Linked DNA regions of Homo sapiens: region 2 is linked to region 1. Evidence: chromatin contacts called from ENCODE Hi-C or POLR2A ChIA-PET data. All regions are on one chromosome and are shown on one strand. Each heading gives the region's core, a stretch centred on a gene start or an enhancer-like site at or near the end of the contact. The rest is flanking DNA. Distances are from core to core; before and after follow the strand shown. Region 1 overlaps LINC02901 (long intergenic non-protein coding RNA 2901). Region 2 overlaps SYTL3 (synaptotagmin like 3).

Region 1 (3,501 bases), core at 155-2,654:
GGGAGATGAGGAAATGTAGACACGGACAACATGGATGCCTTTACCAAGAAGCCAGGCTGTGGAATAAAGATCAACAGTAACAAACCCCTTCAACGTGTAATTTCATTGTTAGGCCAAACTGGAAGAGAGCCAAAAGCCACCAGGAGCCCAGTCCAAATGTCACCTGCCCACCACACACAGCGGGCTTCCTGTGGTATGAACTATTCACCCCAAATCAGCCTCTTCCCCAGAGCAAACGCCTACCCTGTTGGTATATTTGTAGTCCCTTTCCTGCCTGCCAAGGTGCTGGAAGTAATTGTGCAGGTATGAGCTGGCCAGCCATAGGGCAGCAACCCTCTATGCAGACACAGAATGTCCTGAGCACACCAGGAACTGCAGACACCAGCACCCCACATGACTTCTAGAACTTCCAAGTGCCCACTGATGACATCCTCTGTAAATGCCCCAAGAGAGCAATGCTTTTTTGCCTTGGAAACATCTTTTATACAATCCAGTCTCTCCCAGATCCCTGACCTGAGGCATCGAGGAGAGTTGGTTTGTTTTTAGAAGGCAGCCATTCTTGACAAAATGCACACAAAGATTGGCAGCTATCTGCCTTCCAGGGGCCCCATGAGAGACTAACTCCTCTCCTTCCAACTCCTCTACTTTCAAAGCAAGATGTAGTTTGGGGACAAAATCAGGGAAAGGAGAAACAGGATTTCTTCTCTCCCCGCCACCCGCCATCAGGCTACCAGAGTTTTTAAGGGTAGAGATAGGCTCAGATTTTCCCTGAGGGGTTACGTATACAAAAAATATTCCATAATCATCCAATGGGATCATTACAAATTACTGGATAAAAGCCTTTCTTTCTTCAATCCTCATAGCCCTCTTCTCTTCAAAGAAGTCCACAGAGCTGGAAAAATATAGGAGACAAAAGATTTAAAGACGAATCTAGGGCGAAAACAAAGTGGAAACTTCCCAGCCATGTTCTTGAATGCTAAGCTGAGCCCTGATTCATCAAACACTTTGAATGTGATTCCTAAAATCAATCTTTTCTTTTTCATTTAAAAAAAACAATGCCTACAGGCTCACATTTTGTAGAACAGTGGTGAAAGAGAATTGAAAATATTATTCAAACATATTTTACAACTAACTGAAAAGAACAAACATTTAGAGAAGTGAAAGTCACTGAAATAGGCCTCCCCTGTGCTTTTCTTCAAAGATTTTCTGATGTCAGCTTAGAAGTGAGTTAGAGAAAGGATTAAATACAAAGGAGGGGAGGGGTTCTCTCATCAGCCACCCATGAGAATTGGGAGTTTCTGGCTCAGGCCAGAGAGGCGACTGCCCCTGCCGGGGGACCTCCACCTCTCGGCCACCTTTTTCCACCTGCATAGCCCCTTCCCCCATCAAACTGCACTTAGGAAGGTCAATAATGGTGCTGGTGGTCACATATTCCCTGACGTTCCTGGGTTCAGTTGCTGCTATGTCTTTTTAGATGCTAATTTTATGCTTCACTCAAAGGTTTTCCAAAGAAAGAGGCTTTTAAGTAATGAAAGAATGAATGGGGTTTAAAGCCCTGGCAAGCTGATACCGATCAGTCTCTGGAAAGGTACAAAGCACGCTGTAGAACGGGTTTGGCTTGGAACTGAAACCACGCATCGGAGAAAATATTTGCAACAGAGGGGGTGTCACTGCCACAGGAAACTTAGCAAGGGGCCCATTTCCCAGTATAGTTTAGTTATCTCAAAAGATTTCTTCCCTGTCCAGGTATTATTACCACAGGAGACTGGGAAGAATCACCAGATGAAAATGCTTACATTTAATACTAAAGCTTCCTTGCAAAGCAATAAAAGTTTTATATGATTTAATTTATTAGTTTCATTGTAGAACGATTTTTAACCAGTCTTGTCCGAGACTCAGAATTTTGGTTGACTTTTGTACTTAAATTTACCACGGAATTTTCTTTCCACTTGTAAGATTTAAGTGTTTAACAAGTACTTGCTGGTAAAGGCGCTAACAAAAGCGTTGCTGAGTAACACCAGAACTGTTCACACACTAAAAGGCTGAGACGGGGGAAGAGCAGACGAGGGGGATCTTCTCTGGGGAAAAGATAGAGGCTAGGATGTGCCACCCCTCGGAAGAGCAGATGGACAGCACGACTGCTGCCGTCCCAGCCACCACGGTCCCAGCACCAGACACCGGCTTCGAGTGGTTTCTTATCTTCACTTCTTCCTCTTAAAAAAAAAAGAAAAAAAAATCAAATAATACACAAAGGCATAAAAAATAACACAATCAGCACCTTTTACTCCCCCACTACCCAGCTTAAGAAATAAAACATGATAGGCCGGGCGCGGTGGCTCACGCCTGGAATCCCAGCACTTTGGGATGCCAAGGCGGGCGGATCAGGAGGTCAGGAGATCGAGACCATCCTGGCTAACACGGTGAAACCCCGTCTCTACTAAAAATACAAAAACACATTAGCCCGGTGTGGTGGCGGGTGCCTGTAGTCCCAGCTACTCGGGAGGCTCACTCTGTCACCCAGGCTGGAGTGCAGTGGCGCAATCTCGGCTCACTGAAACCTCTGCTGCCCGGGTTCAAGCAATTCTCCTGTCTCTGCCTCCTGAGTAGCTGGATTATAGGCGCCTGCCGCCATGCCTGGCTAATTTTTGTATTTTTAGTAGAGATGGGGTTTCACCATCTTAGCCAGGCTGGTCTTGAACTCCTGACCTTGTGATCCACCTGTCTCGGCCTCCCAAAGTGCTGGGATTACAGGCATGAGCCACCGCGCCTGGACTTTTTTTTTTTTTTTTTTTTTTTTTGAGATGGAGTCTCGCTTTGTTGCCCAGGCTGGAGTACAGTGGCTCCATCTCGGCTCACTGCAAGCTCCGCCTCCTGGGTTCATGCCCTTCTCCTGCCTCAGCCTCCTGAGTAGCTGGGACTACAGGCACCCACCACCACACCTGGCTAATTTTTGTATTTTTTTAGTGGAGACAGGTTTCACTGTGTTAGCCAGGATGGTCTCGATCTCCTGACCTTGTGATCCGCCCGTTTTGGCCTCCCAAAGGGCTGGGATTACAGGGGTGAGCCACCACACCTGGCCTGGTCTCGATCTCTTGACCTCACAATCTGCCCACCTCGGCCTCCCAAAGTGCTGGGAGTACAGGTGTGAGCCACCATGCCTGGCCTATACTGCACATTTTTAAGCTTTATATGCCCAAAGGTGTGTGGAATCATAAGCAAGTATTTTTTGTGGGGGCGTCTGTCTATATAAACAATTTGAGTTGCCCAAACCAGCATATTAGTACCATTCTGGCAGCCCAATCTTGTGCTATGCCACCTGCCAACAGGAACACCAGCCAACTGCACCAGCCAACAGGAGCAATCTGCTCAGAGTTCTTCCTGGAACCAAGACTTGGACACAAAGGTGCAGCCCAGAGCTGCTAGGGGCATCTGGTCAACCTCAGGAGCTGTGCAAAGGGTGGAGAGGAAAGCTAGTCATCTGGGTCTCTGTCCAAGCTCTGC
Region 2 (3,580 bases), core at 212-2,711, 220 kb after region 1:
TCAGAATGTAATGGGGGCCAGAGTGTGGGAAGAAGGAAATTTGTGTACCCTGCCAGCCTGTTGTAAATAAGCACACACTCCCAGAGGGTAATTTGGCAAAACATCAAAAGCCTTTCAAGTATTCATACACTTGACCAATCATTCTTCTAAGAATTTACCCCCCAAAAATAAACAGACATGTCAAAATACCTGTACAAGACGTTCATCACAGAGTTATCTATAACATGAAAAATCAAATACAGTGATATACTCACAGACACTCGGGAACAGGTTAAATAAACTATAGTGCATATATTTGGTGTATTTTATGGAGTCATCAATACATTTTGGAAGAAGTCTTAATAACATAGGAAAATGTTTATGCCAAGTTGAATTGTAAAAGCAAAATAAAACCACATAGAGTCTGATCACAATACATTTGAAATTGGATAAGTCTATCTGTGCACACACATATACACAGGCTTACCTAGAAAGAAGGCTGGGAGTGTGCAGGTGTGTACACGTGCATGTAATTTACAGTAGTTTGGGATTGTGGTAGTATTTCCATTACATCTAAATACTATTCTGTGTTTCCCAAATGCTTGCAAGGTTTGCATTACTTCTGTAATCAGAAAGTAAGTAACTTCCTTTCAAAGAGAAAAGGAAGCTCCCTCTCTTCACAGAATAGAAGATGGACCAAGGGGGAAGCAGTTAGGAGCTGCTACGTTGGAAGTGAGAATGAAGGGCAGAGGAAGATTCCAGAGACTCAGGAGGCAGAAATGTCAGGATTTGCTGACTGACCAGATGTAGCGGCAGAATGAGGAACAAAGGAGTCAAGTTTGATTCTCAGGTCTGTGGATTTGGAGACAGAGTGAGAGGTGTCGCCATTCTCCCAAGACAAGGAACACAGGATTTGGTAGCACACAGACGGTCCCAGTGATTCTTGCTTCCTGATATTCAGACCCTTTGTCCTCTCTGACTAGGGCTGACCTGTGGGACCCATAGGGCATAGCAGAAATGACAGGGTGTGGCTTCTGAAGCTAGACCATAAAAGATATTGTGGGCTCTGCTTTTCTCTCTCTTGGATCACTTGCCCTGGGAGAAGCCAGCCGCCATGTCATGAGGACACTCAAGCAGCCCTGTGGAGATATCCCCATGGTGAGGAACCAAGTCCTCCTCCCAATACCAGCAGTCACTGGCCAGGTATGAGGGTAAGCCCCAAGAGCACAGATCCCCCAGCCCCAGGCGAGCCTTCCACTGAAGACAGAAACTGTCAAAGAATGTTACTTGATTTATGTCACTAGGTTTGAGGGGAATTTGCTATACAGCAATAGATAACCAGTGCGTGGAAAGAGGCACAGACTGGAGCTGTCTGTACACTTTTGTGGTTTAAACCACCATCTAGTTTTTCTAACTTCTGCTCAGGATATAGAGGGCTGGAAAGAGTATTGCCGGTACCATGACAACAAAAACACTAGAGAACATGCAAAACCACTTTTTCCGGAACACATCAGAGAATTGAGGTTGCAGTTGCCTCCCTATTAGGGTCCAGTGGGGGCTTCCAGAGGGAGACCAGGGCCAGGAGGAGGGAGAAGGGGCTCATGCCTTCCTTCCGACCTGTGTCTGGCCAGCATCAGCTCAACAGGGTCGGAGGGTGTCTGCCTCCTGCAGCTGCTAGCTCTGTTCTCTCACTATTCCCTTTTTGCCTCCAATTCCTGTCTAACCAATCCCTAAAGTAAATTCTTATTCAAATAACCAGACAGTTTCTATTTCCCTAAGTGGATCTTAACTGCTGCAGCACAAATTCAATTCAACTCCTCAATGACTGCACCTGGTTCTCTTTTAGGGCCACAAATAGGAGCGTGGTGGAATTCCTGCCTGTCCACCTAAACCTCTGTCACCTGATCCTTGTTACCTTTCCTGACGCACCCGCTGCAAACTCCACCCAACCTGGTCTGGCTCATAGCACTACTTGTGTGCTCCTAACCTGGCATTTTCCCCCATAGTTCCATGCCTCTTACCCCAACTCTACTGAAACAGGACAATGGGAAAATGAGGCACCCTGGCATTTGAGGAAGCATTGTAGAGAAGGAGGGAAAGTTAGGGCTTTTCTGGTGTTTATTTTATACATTGATAGAAACGACATCAGCAAAAAAGAATGATTTATGCTGAGGTTGATCTTCCTGACCCTGGTTTGTTTGTCCTTACTGAAGTTTTTATTCTTAAAGTTATAAGGCAAGAAAGAAAACCCTAAGACATCAGTCTCACCTCTTTCCTAATTCCCTTTTTATCTTAAGTCACCTTGATAACATACTTCTCCCACTCACTCAGGAGACATGAAGTGCTGAAAAGATGACAAGATGGTAACGTGTGTGCACAAACACACACACATACATTCATGCACACATGAAAACTACTTACCTGAAATAATGATGCTAGAACTTCTAACGACGTAGAAAACTTTTTGAGTGAAGCAGATGTCTGCACTTAGCTGGCATTGAGAAATGACAAACTTCACCTCCTACAGCACTACTGTTTATAAGCTAGGAATTGATGTGGAAAAGGGTAGAGTCTACCTTCTGAAGAAGGCTCCAGCCCACCAACAAAAAGGTTTTGTTTTTGTTTGTTTGTTTGTTTTTGAGATGGAGTTTCACTCTTGTTGCCCAGGCTGGAGTGCCATGGCATGATCTCGGCTCACAGCAACCTCCGCCTCCCAGCTTTAAGCAATTCTCCTGCCTCAGCCTCCCGAGTAGCTGGGATTACAGGCAGGTGCCACCATGCCCGGCTAATTTTGTATTTTTAGTAGAGACGGGGTTTCTCCATGTTGGTCAGGCTGGTCTCGAACTCCCAATCTCAGATGATCTGCCCACCTCGGCCTCCCAAAGTGCTGGGATTACAAGTGTGAGCCACCGGGCCCGGTCAAAAAAGTATTTTAAAGAAACACAAAAGTGGCCGGGTGAAGTGCCTCATACCTGTAATCCCAGCACTTTGGGAGGCCAAGGTGGGCAGATCACTTGAGGTCAGGAGTTCAAGACCAGTCAACAAGGTGAAACTCCATCTCTACTAAAAATACAAAAATTAGTCAGACATGGGGCGTGTGCCTGTAATCCCAGCTATTCAGGAGGCTGAGGCAGGAGAATCCCTTGAACCCAGGAGGAGGAGTTTACAGTGAGCTGAGATCATGCTACTGCACTCCAGCCTGGATGACAGAACGAGACTCCATCTAAAAAAAAAAAAAAAAGAGAGAGAGAGAGAGACATAAAAGCAATAAAAACAGAGAAAAGTCCTGTGCTGCAGTTGCTTTGCCAAGGTCACACATTCCACATGGGATGACGGCACCCCTAAGGGGACAAAGATTGGTAGCAAATCTTACCTATTTCAACCGTCTGTGGCTCTCCAAAAGGCCTCAGTACATAGATATATGATATCTGTGATATCAAAAGGTTATGGTAGCAACTTTGAAAAAGTCTCTAAAAAGGCTATGTGGGGTAGGGGAGAGGGTGGCGGTAAGAAGCTGTTGAGAAACACTGGCTTAGAGGAAACAGCAACCCTGCTTCATTCCATTGCCTGACATGACCCTTAGTATTAGTTTTTTCCTCCA

Evidence for each region. Hi-C counts contacts between places; a loop is a spot of excess contacts on that map. ChIA-PET counts read pairs that join two places held with the same protein, here RNA polymerase II (POLR2A). Pooled maps may share reads with other maps.
Region 2: a pooled map shows a loop between it and region 1 (2.0-fold over the local background). The contact joins two enhancer-like sites. A Hi-C loop is called at or near these places in 1 of 50 pooled maps. POLR2A ChIA-PET finds 5 or more read pairs at or near these places in 3 of 52 experiments (GM12878, activated B cell and activated T-cell).

The regions. Positions count from the first base shown.
Region 1 is chr6:158,908,679-158,912,179 of GRCh38, reverse strand. LINC02901 (long intergenic non-protein coding RNA 2901) reads right to left here. Exons shown (of 3, transcript NR_160980.1): 3 at 1,827-2,213. Among named protein-coding and RNA genes, the nearest start is that of LINC02901, 41 kb to the right of the region's middle. RefSeq lists enhancers at 584-1,377, 1,378-2,171. Within about 2 kb of position 1,404, at least 10 of the 41 ENCODE cell types and tissues checked have a DNase peak (open chromatin) inside an H3K27ac peak, as active enhancers do.
Region 2 is chr6:158,684,857-158,688,436 of GRCh38, reverse strand. The region is part of intron 6 of SYTL3 (synaptotagmin like 3); the gene reads right to left. Among named protein-coding and RNA genes, the nearest start is that of SYTL3, 37 kb to the right of the region's middle. RefSeq lists a silencer at 1,194-1,394. Within about 2 kb of position 1,461, at least 7 of the 41 ENCODE cell types and tissues checked have a DNase peak (open chromatin) inside an H3K27ac peak, as active enhancers do.